Regions from separate parts of the Homo sapiens genome. Here region 1 is linked to region 2. Evidence: read pairs that join two places in POLR2A ChIA-PET (ENCODE). Cell type or tissue: PC-9. All regions are shown on one strand. Links, peaks and the distances in the headings refer to the core of each region. The heading gives the core; the rest is flanking DNA.

The links. Peaks named below come from ENCODE experiments on the same cell type or tissue, not always from the same donor. Only the 100,000 strongest peaks of a DNase experiment are listed, where the experiment ranks them.
Region 1: POLR2A ChIA-PET joins it to region 2 with 7 read pairs; 1 of 35 experiments calls an interaction of 5 or more read pairs at or near these places.

The regions. Positions count from the first base shown.
Region 1 is chr20:57,076,604-57,084,476 of GRCh38, forward strand. No RefSeq gene overlaps it. Among named protein-coding and RNA genes, the nearest start is that of BMP7-AS1, 130 kb to the right of the region's middle. In PC-9, for the core only: CTCF peaks have their summits at 4,354 (motif pointing left) and 4,553; a DNase peak (open chromatin) is centred at 4,378.
Region 2 is chr20:56,603,647-56,611,519 of GRCh38, forward strand. No RefSeq gene overlaps it. Among named protein-coding and RNA genes, the nearest start is that of TFAP2C, 22 kb to the right of the region's middle. RefSeq lists an enhancer at 2,629-3,828. In PC-9, for the core only: no CTCF peak of the experiment used is centred there; DNase peaks (open chromatin) are centred at 2,715, 3,095 and 3,615; H3K4me3 peaks cover 1,345 bases; H3K27ac peaks cover 3,602 bases.

The sequences.
Region 1 (7,873 bases), core at 2,424-6,423, 470 kb after region 2:
TCTCATCGGCTTCATGGTCCCCTCCCAGACCCCACTCACTAATCAGCAGTGTGGAGGTCACGCCTTCACCACACCCAGGGATTACAGTCGGAGCTGCCTGTCTAGACCCTGTTCCAGCTCCTTTGGGTCCCTATGACCCAGGCCCTAATCATGAACTGAAATTGAAATTGGAACGCCCATTCTCTGCTGCAAGTTGCAAGCTGAAAATCAGCCCAGGTGGTTAGGAGTGTCCAACTGGCTAGGTTCTCTTAAGTCTCAGAGATAGAGGATCTCCCCAGGCTGTGAGAGGAATGGAAGTGGTCCTAGGGAGTCTGGCTTTAGGAAGGTGTGTCCTGCTCTGTGAGATCTAGGACAGCTAACCATCTTGTCCATCTTTGCTAGTGGCCCTACCCCATGGAGTGTCACCATCAAACCCATCAAACTCTCTGCTCTCATGGAGCTCTCACTGGAGCTGGGGGTCACAGGAAATAACACAATGACGCATTTCACCAAAAGCTATGAAGACAACAAAGCCAAGGAGTGTGGAAAAGAATGGTTGGGAAGAGGGCCAGTGTGGATTTAGTGGTCAGGGAAAGTTTCCTGGAGGCAATGGTTTAGATCATGAGATCTAAATAACAAGAGGAGCCGGACTTGTGGCCATCTACAGGAAGAGCATCTAGGCAAGGGGGGTTGCAAGTGCAAAGACCCTGCAGTGGGAGGGAGCTCAGAGTGTTGAGCCATGAGCAGCTCCACGTGGCTGGGATGAGGGAGCCCAGGAACCATTCAGGGAGATGACGCTGGAGAGACAGAGAGGAGAGGCCAAATGATGCACGGCTTGGAGGCCCAGGGAAGGAGACTGGGCTTCATTCTGAGACAATGAGAAGCTACTGGAAGATTTCAGCACAGGGTGACAGTGGCCATGCCAACTCCCCTGGGAAGACTAAAACCGAGGGCCCGGAGAGGGACCACATTCCCACCAAAAGTTGTTATTTTCTGGGCTTTTTAATAGTAGCCATTCTAATCGATGTGAGGTGATATCTCACTGTGGTTTTTGATTTGCATTTCTCTGATGAGTAGTGATGTTGAAGCATCTTTTCATGTATTTCTTGGTCATTTGTATATTATGTTTACGGAAATGTCTATTCAAGTCTTTTGCCCACTTTAAAATCAGGTTACATGATTTTTGTTGCTGAGTTGTAGTTCTTTTTATATTTAGATACTAACGTCTTATCAGATATATGGTTTACAAATATATTCTCTTATTCTGCCTCTTATTACCTTTTCTCTTATTACCTTTTCTGATTGTGTCCTTTGAGGAAAAAGTTTTTAACTTTAAATTAGTCTCATTTGTGTATTTTTGCTTTTTTTGTCTGTGCTTGTAGTGTCATATCCAAGACCAAATTCGTGTCATGAGGATTGCCCCCCTAAGTTTTTTCTAGGAGTTTTAAACATTTGGGTTTTTTGTTTAGATATATAATCCCTTTAATTTTTATACACAGTCTAAGATAAAGACCCAACTTCATTCTTTTGCACTTGGATATCCAGTTTTCCCAACACAATTTGTTGAAGAGACTGTCCTTTTCCCATTGAATGGGCTTAGCATCCTGTTGAAGATCAGTTGAGTATACATATAAAGGTTTATTTCTAGACTGTTTATTCCATTCCATTTGTTTATGTAACTGTCTTTATGCCAGTACCACACTGTTTTGATTACTGTGGCTTTGTAATATGTTATGAAATCGGGAAGTGTGAGTCATCCAACTCTGTTATTTTTCTTCAAAGCTTTTTGGCTATTCAGATTCCTTTGAGATTCCACAGGAATTTTAGGGTGTTTTTTTTAGTTTTGCAAAACATGCCATGGGGCATTTTGATAAGGATGGCACTGAATCTGTAGGTGACATCTTAAGAATTTAAGTCTTCCAATACATGAGCATGGGATGTTATACCATTCCTTTGTGTCTTCTTTAATTTCTTGTGCAATGTTTTATAGTTTTCAGTGTACAAGTCTTTTACCTCCTTGGTTAGGTTTATTCTTAATATTTATTCTTTTTGATACTATTGTAAATGGAATTTTTTAAAAAATTCCTTTTCTAAATGTTCATTGATAATGTATAGAAATGCAACTGATTTCTGTGTGTTAATTTTGCATCCTGAAACCTCACTGAATTTATTTATCAGTTCTAACAGCTTTTTTTGTGGAATCCTTATGGTTGTTTACATATGAGATTATGTCCTCTGTAAACAGGAACAATTTTATTTCTTCCTCTCTGATTTGAATGCTTTTTATTTCTTTTCCTTGCCTAAGTGCTCTGGCTAGAACTTCCAATACTATGTTAAACAGAAGTAGCAAGAAAGGCATATTTGCCCTGTTCTTGATTTTGGAGAAAAAGGTTTCAGTCTTTCAATGTTGGTTATGGTGTTAGCTGTGGGCTTTTTAGCTATAGCCTTTATTGTGTTGAAGTAGTTTTCTTCTATTCCTAGTTTATTAAGTATCTTTATCATGAAAGGATGTTAAATTTGTCAAATGCTTTTCTGCATCATTTGAGATGATTAGGGTTTTTTTTTCCCCTTCATTCTGTTAATGTGGTGTATCACACTGATTTATTTTCATATGTTGAGCCATCCTTGCATTCCAGGAACAAATTCCATTTGGTCATGATGTATAATCATTTTACTATACTGTTGAATTCAGTTTGCTGGTATTTTGTTGAGGATAATTACTTCAATATTCATCAGCGACATGAATCTCTAGTTTTCTTTCCTTGTAGTGTCTTTGTCTGGCTTGGTATCAGAGTAATGCTGACCTCATAGAATGAGCTTGGAAGTGTACTCTCCTCTTCAATTTTTTGGAGGAGTTTAAAAAGGATTGGCAGTAATTCTTCAAGTGTTTGCCAGAATGCTCCAGTGAAGTCATCTGGACTTGGGCATTTTTGTTGCTGGGAGGTTTTTTATTACTGATCCAAAATCCTTACTAATATTAGTCTGTTCAGGTTTTCTATTCCTTCATGATTCAATCTATGTAGCTTGTGTGTTTCTAGGAATTTATTTATGAAAATCACAGGAAGTAGCAGATTATTCATTTCTACTAAGTTATCCAACTCGTTGGCATAGAATGCATATTTTAAACAACTAGCAAACTTGTTGAAAATGCACATTCTTGAGTTCCCCCAAGAATGTTGACTCATAGGTATCCACTGGGGTCTGGTGGGGGGATAGTGCATTTTGAAGCTCTCCATCCAGGGGATTCTGACTTTCCCTGAGCAGCAGAGAATATCTCCCTGGCCCCTTAAGAACAGAAATCATGCTGTGCCTGCCTCCCCCTTCCTTCCCTGCTTAGTCATACCTCTTCCACCTTAGATCTGAGTCCTCAGACCCCTGGCAGCCCACAGCCACAAAGTCATGTTTTTGTTACTTTGTCCCAGTTTTCCCCTCTGACTTAGACTTAAAATCTGCTGAATTATCCAGAACTCCAACTATCCTAGGGCTCAAATAACCTGGAATGTTTTTTCACACTCCTTTCCCATTGATCTGGAAAGTCTGAGGGTTTCCTATGTACCTTGGGGATTCTCAAGAGGGAGGGATGCTTAGTGTCACCCCGGTATGGTGTGTGTGGATTTTTACCCTGCCAACTTTTAATCCTGTGGAATCAAGCATGGGTTCCTGGCACAGTGGCAATTTAGGAAATTTGTGTATCCATTTAATCAGAGCACTGTGTGCAGAGAGAGGCCAAATTTAGGGCCAAGTTGAGAATAAGGGGAATAAGTTTGCTTTCTGAGTTTTTCTCACTAGTCTCTCCAGAGAGAGACTCTCCTCTGTCCCCTCCTGCTTTACAACCCAATGTCTGCCCATTGGCACCCATCACTTCCTGAATTCTTAGTTCTTCATTTTGTCATTACCTGTTTCCCACACTGGAGTGTACACCTCCATGGGGGCAGGGAACACACCTGTCTTGTTCACCAGTGTATTCTCAGCACTATCCCAGGGCCTGGTGCATAGTATATGCTCAATAAATGTGTGTTGAATGAGGATACAGTGAGCAAATGCACAGCTTTTGGTTTTTGTTCCCCTTCACTGAGCTTCCCATTGAAGCTGGTAGGGCACCTTTGGCAAAAGCCATCCTAGTGCTCCAGAGAGACAGAAGGTGTCTTCATCTGGCTTAGCTTCCATTTTCTCAACTAAAAAATGGAAGCAATAAAATATACCTTGTAGGGGTCTTGTGAGGGTCAAAGGAGATCTCATCAGTAAAAAGTCCAACAAGTGACAGATACTGGAAGCTGTTGTCAAAGTGAATGAATGAATAAATAAATAAATCTGAAAGACAAAAGCCTCATTGTAAGCAGTCAGTCACTCTGGACAGTCTAATGCTTTCAGCCCCACCTTCTGGCTGCTCCAAGGAATAGAAGGATCATGGATGTTCCAGCATTCTGGCCCCTTGGAGGTCATCTGCCACATGTTGTTCCATGAAATGGGCCAGGTCAGATATGAGTCACCTGCCAAGGATGCCAAGTCCAGTGGATACCTCTCCAGCAACCAAACATCTACATGATCCAAGAGGCTAGCTCAGAGGCTGGGGGATGCTGCTTGAGATATTTTGCAGAGCATCTTCAGGAAAATGTCAAGCTGCTGTGCCCTCAGAGTGCTCTCTGCTCCTAGGTGAAATATTACAGCATGGGCCAGTGTTGTTGTTAGCTCTCCAATCAAGCCATGAGTACACTCACCTTGGAGCCTTTGCATGTGACATTCTTCCTGCCTGGGACACACTTCCCATGACCTCAGCTTAAATGTAGCCTCCTCCAGGAAGCATTCATTGATCCCTCCAGCCCCAGGCTGAATCAGGGCCCCTGTGCATCCCATACCACAGGTTTCTAACTGCCTGGGGACCTGAAGAGCCGAGCCTCCCTTCAATTATGAGAACTGTTGGTGCCATCATGAGGGTCACTGCGAGATCCAGGCTCTGGGGTCAGGCACCCCTGAGAGTGAATCCCTGCCCATCACTTCCCACCTGGGAGATGCTGGGTACCACCCTGACCTCTCCAAGCCTCAGTCTCCTCTCAAATGGGGCAGGTGATTTCTACCTGGGATGTACACAAGATGCCACCAAGCATCAAAGCCTCAGCAGCACCTGGCACACATGTGTCCTGTTCATCCTGTAGGCAGGATCACAGACAGCAAGGCACCCGTCACCCACTCCTGCCCTGGAACTTCAGCTTCATGAAATCTAGATTCTTGGGGCTAACGCTGGTGAATTTTTAAAAGATGCAACAAGCCTAGATTTACTAAATGTGAAGTTCCAGGGTGGGATCTGGAGTGTGTGCACATTTGAGGGGAGTTCCCACCGGGAGCCCAATACTGGATGTCCTATGGCCAGGCTCCTGTCTGGTCTGCGTGGTCCTTAATCTCAGTTTTCTGTGCTGAGAACACCAGGATGTCCACCCGCCTGCCAAGGGCTCTCTGCCAGCAGCTGCCAGGAGGGCTCTGAAGTCATACCTGTGGACATGTCCAGGTGCCCTCTGCTGCTTGCTTCAGTGAAGCCTAAATGTGGCTTCGTGAGCATCCACAGACGCTAGGCAGCCAAGAACTTCCAGAAACAGACGTGGGTGTGGGAGGGCAGGGCAGGGACCTGGTTCTGCACACAGACACACAGGTGGGGTCCTGTGCATGCAGAATTCTCCCCTTCTGTGACTCCCAGATTTGGGGGACCCTGAAGACTTGGGGTTTGGAGTGGCACTAGGGGACACTGACAGAAGGTAGTGGTTTTGCAAGAGACAGCTGTCCCGCCGAGACGGGTGGGCTGTCATGTGGCCAGCAGGATCCCATCCCCTTTTCTCCCAGGTCACCCCAGCACTCTGTATGGGCCTGTGAGATGCTGAGTGACATTGATTTCTTGAGCACTCACCGAGCCCAGGCACTGGGGCTACAGCAGTGAACACAGCTGACAAGATCCCTCCCTTTAGGGGGGCAGATGGAAAGTCATCAAGAAAGCTATGTGAAGCGTGAGGAGCACCAGGTGGTGGTGAGGGCCACGGAGGCAGATGGAGTGAGGGGAGGAAACAGAAGTGCAGGTGCTGCTCCAAACAGAGTGGCTGGGGTGGGGAGGCCAGGAGGGGAGCTGGTGAGCATATGGCGGATGCAGGGCAAGGGGCTCCGGCTGGCCCAAGGGGATGGCACATGCAAGGCCCTCAGGCAGGCACGGGCCAGGGATCTGGGGGCAGGGAGGGGCCGCTGTGGCTGGAACAGAGCAGGCGAGGGGAGCATGGAGGAGGTGAAGTCGGGCTGGGGGAGGGGAAGGATTTGGCAGGCAGAGCGGGGACCTTGGGGTTCACTCTGAAAGGAGGGCATCCCCTGTAAGGCCAAGGTTGCTGGGGATGCGTCTGTCCCTCACAGTCTCAAAAGTGTTCCCGGTGTCCCCAAGGGTCTGAGTGGTCACGAGACTCTCAGGAAGACCTCCTGCTGAGTATGTCTGAGTGTGAGATGTATGCATGTGCACAGTGTGTACACGAGTGAGTGTGAATGTATGTGACTGTGTATGTGTGGGTATACATGTTAGTGTGTGTACACACCTATGTGTATGTGTACATGAGTGTAAGCATACATGAGAGCATGTGTGAGTGTGTGCATGTGAGTATATGAGTGCACATGCATGTGTACATGAGAGAGGGTGTGTACCTGTATGTGAGTGTAAATGTGTGTGCGTGCATGCTTGCATGTGTGCATGTGTGTGCATGTGTGTGAGTGTGTGCACATGTGAATGTATGTAGGTGTGTGTGCGTATGTGTATGTGGGTGTGTGTTTGTGTGCATGTGTGTATGTGTGCGTGTGTGCACACGTGTGTGCATGTGTGTACGTGCGTGCGTGCATGTGTGTGTGTGCATGTTTGTGTGTGTGCACGTGTGTGCATGTGTGTGCGTGCATGTGTGTGTGTGCGTGCGTGTGTGTGTGTGTGCAGAGAGGCACTGGGGAGTCTGGGTAAAGGGGCTGCAGGACTTCTGCAATCACACCCGTCACCCTAATACCTCAGTGCAGATTTTCTAAGATCAAAGACATTCCCCTAAATAGAATTACTCAAATCAGAAAACCCAGCCTCGATATAACTCTGTAGCCTCCAGGCCCTGTCCAAGTTCCACCAGCTGCCCCATGAGTAACTTTTATAGCAGTTTCTTCCCATCCAAGATCAGATGCAGGCTCAGGCATTGCCTTACTTGCCACATCCCTTGGCCTCCTGTCATCTGAGTGACGCCCCGGCCTTCCTTGGTTGTTGGTGACACTGGCCCCTTTGCCAAGGGCAGGCAGGGCATCTGGCCCCATCCTCACTCTGGCTGCTCTGCTGCATGTCCCACTGTATCCAGGCTGTCTGGCTGGATTCATTTGCAGTGTGTTAATTTCACCCCCAAAGTGGCTTGAATGGTGGCCTCCAAAAAGATGTGTCCATGCCCTAACCCAGAAGCCTGTGACTGTCACCTGATTGGGAAAAGGGTCTTTGCAGATGTAATCAAGTTAAGGATCTTGAGATGAAACTATCCTGGGTATCTGGATGGGCCCTAAGTCCAGCACCAAGTGTCTTTGTAACACACAGAGGAGAGACAGAGAGGAGGCGACAGCCGTGTGAGGACAGGCAGAGACCTGAGTGAGGCCACCGCAGCCAAGGAACGCTGGCAGCCACCAGAGGCTGGGAGAGGCAAGAAAAGAGCCTCTCTCGGGCCTCCAGAGGGAGCGCAGCCCCACTCAACCTCGGGCTTCTGGCCTCTAGAACTGAGAGAGGCTCCCTTGCTGGAGCCCAGCACATGTTGTCAGCGGTAGGGGAGCTGACCTCTCCTACCCGAGGCCACCCAAATGCTAGTAGCTTCTCCCACACACCCCCGGCCAAGGCCAGAAACATTGGATGCCTCAAGATGTC
Region 2 (7,873 bases), core at 1,557-5,556:
AAGCATGTGCCACCACGCCCGGCTAATTTTGTATTTCTAGTAGAGACATGGTTTCTCCATGTAGGCCAGGCTGGTCTCGAACTCCCGACCTCAAGTGATCTGCCCGCCTCGGCCTCCCAAAGTGCTGGGATTACAGGAATGAGCCACTGCACCCGGCCAATTTTTATTATTTTAAAATTGTATGTAAAGATGGAGACTCACTATGTTGCCCAGGTTGAACTCCTGGGTTCAAGCATTCTTCCTGCCTGCCTAGGCCTCCCAAGTGCTGGGATTACAAGTGGGAGCTACTGCACCCAACCCTGCCCTTTAAATAATATTGATGTTAATTAGAATAAGAGCAGCAGCTATTGTGCTTGATCCTGTTTCTTTTTCTTTCTTTTTCTTCTTCTTCTTTTTTTTTTTTTTTTTTTGAGACAGAGTCTCCCTCTATTGTCCAGGTTGGAGTGCAGTGGCACGATCTCTGCTCACTGCAACCTCCGCCTCCTGGGTTCAAGTTATTCTCCTGCCTCAACCTCTGGATTAGCTGGGATTACAGACGTGCCTCATGCCCGGCTAATTTTTGTATTTTTAGTGGAGACGGGGTTTCACCATGTTTGCCAGGCTGGTGTTGAACCCCTGACCTCAAGTGATCCACCTGCCTGGGCCTCCCAAAGTGCTGAGATTACAGGTGTAAGCCACCATGCCTGGCCCTTTTTCTTTTTTATAAATTGAGACAGGGTCTCGCTTTGTCACCCAGGCTGGAGTGCAGTGGCACAAACTCTGCTTGCTACAGCCTCAACCTCCTGGGTTTGAGCAATCCTCCTGCCTCAGCCTCTCGTGTAGCTGGGACCACAGGCACATGCCACCATGGCTGGTTAATTTTTAAATTTCCTGTAAAGACGGGGTCTTGTAGAGAACAGCCTAGGCTGGTCTGGAACTCTTGGGCTCAATCAATCCTCCTGCCTCAGCCTCTCAAAGCGCTTGGATTACAGACGTAAGCCACTGTGCCTGGCCTACCCATGGGGGTCCCAACTGCCACATTTTCTGCCGCTTGGGTTCACCCATCCCTCTCCTCCACCCGTCCCTCCTTTCTCAGTATTGTAAAACACACCCCGACCTCATATCATTTTACCCAGAAATATATCAGTGTCCATCTAAGCAGATAAAGGCGTTCTTGCTTGTTTGTTTTTCTAACGCCCAGTGTGATCGTCACTCCCAGTACACGTTAATAAAAATTTCTGGGCTGGGTGCAGTGGCTTGTGCCTGTAATCTTAGCACTTTGGGAGGCCAAGACAGGGGAATGGCTTGAGGCAAGGAATTTGAGACCAGCCTGGACAACAGAGTGAGACCCCCATCTCCACACACACACACACACACACACACACACACACAAATTAGCGCGGCGTGGTGGTGGAAGGCTGTGGTCTCAGTTACTTGGGAGGCTGAGGTGGGAGGATTGCTTGAGCCCAGGAGGTTGAGGCTGCAGTGAGCCATGATTGTGCCACTGCACTCCAGCCTGAGTGACAGAGTGAGACCCTATCTCAAAATAAATAAATAAGCCAGGCACTTATTAATTCTGTGACTCCCATCTGTAATCATAGCACTTGGGGAGGCTGAGACAGGAAAATTGCTCAAACCTGAGAGGGGGAGGTTGCAGTGAGCAGAGATCATGCCACTGCACTCCAGCCCGGGCAACAGAGTGAGTGAGACTTCATCTCAAAAAATAATAATAATAAATGAATAATAATTTCTTACCATCTAACAACAGGTCCCCTTTTCAATTCTGTGCTTTTAAATGAGACCAGAGGAAGAGCTGGAAAGCTTTGGAAACTTGCCAAACATTGTAAAGCACTTAAATGAATGTCTTCAAGGGCTGTGCTCAAAGTGTGATCCCCAGGCAGGGCCACCAAACCACCCTGGAGCTTGCTAGAAATGCAAAATCCCAGGCCCAGGGCCCCAGATCCAGTGGAACTGAACTACCGCTGGACCAAAACCAATGGATCATTAAAGTTTAAGGTTGGCTATCTCCACTGTGTGGAAGGCAGTGGCTGGTCCTCTCTGAATTAATCTACTTTTTCTTGAGGCCTGGATCTTGCTGGTTGATAGCAGCTTCACTGAGTCTTCCCACCAGCAGTGAGAGCCTGCCATGTGTTAAACATCAACCAGGCCTATGGGGACAGTTGAGGTCACTGCCGTTGACAGGCTCCTATTCTAGTGCAAGATACAGACAAGAAGCTAATAAATGATAAAGAAATAGAGTAATCCCAGGTTGTGATTATTAACATATGAGTTGTGCGAGGCCTCCCCAACAAGCCTATTGAAATTGCACCAGCAGAGCCAGGTGCGGTGGCTCACACCCGTAATCCCTGCACTTCAGGAGGCTGAGGTGGGCGGATCACCTAAGGTCAGGAGTTGGAGAACAGCTGGCCAACATGGTGAAACTCCGTCTCTACTAAAAGTACAAATATTAGCTGGGAATAGTAGCACCTGCCTGTAATCTCAGCTACTAGGGAGACTGAGGCATGAGAATCTTTTGAACCTGGGAGGTGGAGGTTGCAGTGAGCCGAGATCGCACCACTGCACTCTAGCCTGGTTGACAGAGCAAGCAAGACTCAGTCTCAAAAAAAAAAAGAAAAGAAAAGAAAAAGAAATGGTTCCAGCGCCTAAGGTGTCCTCCCCCTCTGGCTTTACTTTGCCCTGTGGCCCTGTTTCCAGATGCTGGGCCATGCATCTTACTACTTATTTGCTCATTGCTTTTCTCCCAGGCCAGGAAGTAATCATCACACACAGACTGCCATATACCCACCCTTAGGACACAGAAGGAGTAGGAGAAATACTTGTTGAATGAAAGCTACTATGACTTTTCAAACAATGAGAGTGCCTAAAAGTGATCAATACCTGATTAGCGATTGTTTTTTAATACATCTGATTCCTACCCATGGGAAGAGTTCCTATGTGGAATGAGGCTACAATTCTTTCACTGAAAATAAATTGCACCCTATCCTGGGTGCTGCTCCAACCTCACCTCAGGGCTGGGAGCCTGGTGCTGCCACACCCTTGCCCTGAGCAGAAGAATCCGGAAGAAGCCTTTGGCCAGAGCCGCAGGTGAGTCATTTGAGGACTCTATGCCCTTGTGGCCATCCTTCGGTCACCTGTCTGGAATTTTATTTTTTTTAGCCCCCGGGCTCTGCACCAAAGAGCTGGCTTTTTTTGTTGTTGTTCCAGCTATACCTAAAAGGGACCAGCCTCATTCATATAAAGATCTCAGATCTCTCAAAAGGCATCTACAAATTAAGAGTAATTCTGCTCAAAATTAAAGGAAAAACATTTTTTTGGCGGAGGAGGGAATTGTGTAGAGTTGAAGAAATCCAAGAGATTGTAAAGTTCTTGTGGAGGGTGGAGTCAGTGAGAGGAGGCAGAGAAACAAGGCGAAGGCCTTTGCGCTCCATCTGGTATCTGTGTCCAATAGATGGTTTCACCCACAGCATGGCAGAGTCCAGCAAGGATCCAAGAATATGCAGGAATCAGGGAAATGATGAAGACAGCACTTTAAATGGGAGGGATTTTTAAGTAAATGCTATTAGGCCAATCAACTGGAAGTCTATTCATTTGCAAACAGTAACATGAGGCTTCCTCCTCAAACCCCAAACACATATACACGCACATTCCACAGTTCCACACGGGCTCAAGACCCAAACCAAAAAAACAAATTCTATGAGAATGCTTGATACAAGACTAATAAAAAGAAGACTGGGCCAGGTGCGGTGGTGGCTCATGCCCATAATACCAACACCTTGGGAGGCCTAGGCAGGAGGATCACTTAAGGCCAGGAGTTTGAGACCAGCCTGGGCAGCACGGTGAGACCCCCGTCACTACAAAAAATACAAAAATTAGCTGGGTGTGCTCGCATGCTCCTGTGGTCCCAGCTACTCACCGGGCTGAGGTGGGAGGATCGCTTGAGCCCAGGAAATGGAGGCTGCAGTGAGCCCCGATTGAGTGATTGAACCTGGGTGACAGAGCATGACCCCGTCTCAAAAAAGAAAAAAAAAAAGAAACTACACTTTCAGGGATAATTTCTATAGTTGGTTACTAGAGAAGTTTCTTTAAATATGTAGAGCACCATTTAAACAGAATAATAAAAAGGCTGTGAGCAGTGGCTCATGCCTGTAATCCCAGCACTTTGGGAGGCCGAGGTGGGCAAATCGCTTGAGGCCAGGAGTTCGAGACCAGCCTGGCCAACATGGCAAAACCCCATCTCTATGAAAAATCCAAAAATTAAGCCGGGTGTGGTAGCTCATGCCTGTAATCTCAGCACTTTGGGAGGCCAAGGCAGACAGATCACCTGAGGTTGGGAGTTCAAGACCAGCCTGGCCAAAATGGTGAAACCTCGTCTCTACTAAAAATACAAAAATTAGCCAGGTGTGGTGGTGCATGTCTGTAATCACAGCTACTCAGGAGGCTGAGGCAGGAGAATTGCTTGAACCTGGGACGCGGAGGTTGCAGTGAGCTGAGATTGTGCCACTGCACTCCAGCCTGGGTGACAGAGCAAGACTCTGTCTCAAAAAAAAAAAAAAAAAAAAAGAGAAAGAAAAATACAAAAATTAGCCGGACTTGGTGGTCCACACCTGTAATCTCAGCTGCTCGGAGGCTGAAGCGGGAGAATCACTTGGACCAGACCCTGGAGACAGAGGTTGCAGCGAGCAGAGATTGCATCACTGCACTCTAGCCTGGGCAACAGAGTGAGACTCCATTTTAAAATAATAAGAAGAAGAAGAAGAAGAAAAAGAGAAAGAACACTAAAAAGATAGTGCAATGGTAACATGAGCAAAGAGCTTAAACAGGTAGTTCACTGAAGAAGGAATACAAGTAAATACAGTAAATACCAGAAGAGTTGTCATCACCATACCATTTCTACCATCAGGGCGCACAGATACTAAAATGACAAACAAACAGAAAATGAGACATAGCTGGAGATACCGTCGAAGAAGGGCCAAGAATGTTGCTTGGCAAATTCATGTAAAAGAGCAGTAAGATCTTCTTTAAAAAAGCTGTGTGCAGAAATATGTACTTAAATACAGTATATAGAAAAAGGACTCAATGGCTACAGACTTCTTAATCCTGGTTATTTCTGTGGAGAAGCTAGGGAGTTCCTACTTGTTATAGTGTACCAAGTGGAACATCCATTGCAGGTGAACTTACCAGGACACAGGCTCTCTTCTTCGCTGTCGGCAGGGGTCTAATTCAATTGATGGGAGCATTTGAGAACCTAAATGTAGCATTAGCTAAAAACTCTTGGACACTACACCCTCCCTTCTTGCATTTACCCTATAGCATGTACCTGTATGATTCTGTAAGTCCTATAGATACTATGGGGGATGGATCCATTACATTCTGTAGCATTGAACTTCCCAAATGCTCACAGCCCTTAGGTCCTAAACAGCCTGTGGGGTGGCTTTTGCTTGGGCCACAGGCTATATTAAAATATATTGCAATCAAGCAGGGGAATAGTTTAATCTTAAAGCAAGTGGTTTAGCACCTGGTGTGAGAATCTCGCTTGAGCCGCCTGCCTGGCCCTAAAGGGGACATCTCTAAACATCTGCCTCTGGGGTTCTGAAGTGTGCAGTGGGGAGTCACCTTCACAGAGAGGACTTGCTGTGACCTGTAAGACACCATGCCTCTTCTCTTTCCTTCCGAGTGCTGCCTGACAGTGTCCTAAGTATTTGTTTGTGGTGGTTTATCCTCCCCAATCATGGTAAGCTTTGTGAGATCAGGGGCTTTGTTGCTTTTGTTCCCCGGGGTCCCCAAGCCAGGCCTGGCATCTGGGAGGTGCTCAGAGTGTATCTGTTACAGGAACAAGAAAGTCTTATCCACCGCCCATGCAGCTTAAGTAAAGCATTGTATTTACTAAACACTCGCTGTGGTCCAAATGCTTTGTTGAGCAAGGTAGATAAGAGGATGGATGTTTGTGGACTGAAAGAACCAGCTCCTGACCCCACCCTTAGTGCTCCAATTCTGGCTGAGCTCTGGGTGCCCCAGGGCCTTGCTATCCCTTCCCCTCCCCCTGCTTCCTCTAAGAATCTTCTCCATCCTTCAAGACCCTCAGGATTGCTGCGAAGCTCTCTCACCCCTGGACTGGACCAGACCACCCGTAGCCTCCCATAGCACCCTCCTGTATCACCTCTGTAAATGCTGGGCTGGTTATGGAACTGTCCACCAAGTGCGAAGGTTTATCTCCCACTGCTGATGGGAAGCCCCCTGAAGATGGGGATTTTTGGCCTCTTTTTTTTTTTTTTCTTTGAGACAGGGTCTCGCTGTCGCCCAGGCTGGGGTGCAGCTGCACAATCATGGCTCACCACAGCCTTGACCTCTCAGGCTCAAGTAATTCTCCCACCTCGGCCTCCTGGGTAGCTGGGAGCACAGGCGCGTGCCACCATGCCTAGCTAATGTTTCTATTATTTGTAAAGACTGAGTCTTCTTATGTTGCCCAGGCTGCTCTGGAACTCCTGGGCTCAAGCGATCCTCCCTCCTCAGCCTCCCAAATTGTTGGGATTACAGGCGTGAGCCATCACGCTAGCCAGATTTTGGCCTCTTTGGTTGAGTGTCAGCTCCCCAGCACAGGGCCTGGGAATCTGTGGAATGAATGCACGAGTAGTACCAGACTGACAACTGGGGCAGAGGTGGGGAATCCCAGCATGGAGGGACCTGGGCAGACCTGGGTGGCCAGTCTGAAAGGTGATGCATGTGATTCAACACCTGGCCCGAGAGGGGACCACTTAGGCCTTCCCGGGTGCTCATGCCACAGACACATGCAGACCCTGGGCACAGCCTGAATGAGGCCTTTGTTAGGATGAAGGGTTTGGCTTTCCAAGCCCCCCAAGCGCTCTGCAGACATTACTTTTCACTTATCTCTCCCCCATATCCCAAGAGGTTGAGACTATCATTTTCATTTTTTTTTTTTTTTTTTTTTTGAGACAGAGTCTTGCTCTGTCACCCAGGCTGAAGTGCAGTGGCTCGATTTCGGCTCACTGCAACCTCCGCCTCTTGGGTTCAAGCGATTCTCCTGCCTCAGCCTCCCAAGTAGTTGGAATTGCAGGCGGGTGTCACCCTGTCCCGCTAATTTTTGTTATTTTTTTTTTAGTAGAGATGGGGTTTCACCATGTTGGCCAGGCTGGTCTTGAACTCTTGGCCTCAAGTGATCCACCCACCTCAGCCTCCCAAAGTGCTGGGATTACAGGTATGAGCCACCACGCCCGGCTATCATTTTTATTTTAAAAGTGTGGAAACTGAGGCACGGAGAGGTTAGGTCGCTTCCAGTGAGGGATGAAGGTGGGTTGAACCTGGAGCCCTGGGACCCCAGGTCAGTGCAGCCTCACATGGAGCCAGCTGCCTCGGTCCTGGTTGCACTTGAGGCCTTGCTGGCTCTGACACTGACAAAGTTTGAAAGTTCCCTCCTAACCTCCCTGAGCCTCAGTTTCTTCGTCTGTAAATAGAAATATGCAAAGGACCCATTTCACAGGGCATCGTGAAGCTCAGATGACCTCGTGCACAGGGCCCAGGTCAGGTGGGGTTCCTGCTGTGCGGGGCTGGCCATTCGCATCCCTGACCTCCTGGCGGTGCCTGTTCCATGCCCAGCGAGCCCCAGAGGAACAAATCTTTCACTAATGCTCATTACGGGTTAAGCTGAACCCCACCTTTCACATGCAAGAGGCCTTCCCTTTCCTGTGGGAGGCAGGAGGGCATCCTGATTAGCACCAAGCTCTGGACCCAAGGTTTGAGGTTTGGCTCTGGGGCCTTGGACAGTCTTCCAACTTCCCTGTGGGTGAAATAGTCAAAACCCATGTTTCCATCTCAGGGATGTGAGGAGGATCTTATCTAGATCAATGCCCAGAAATCA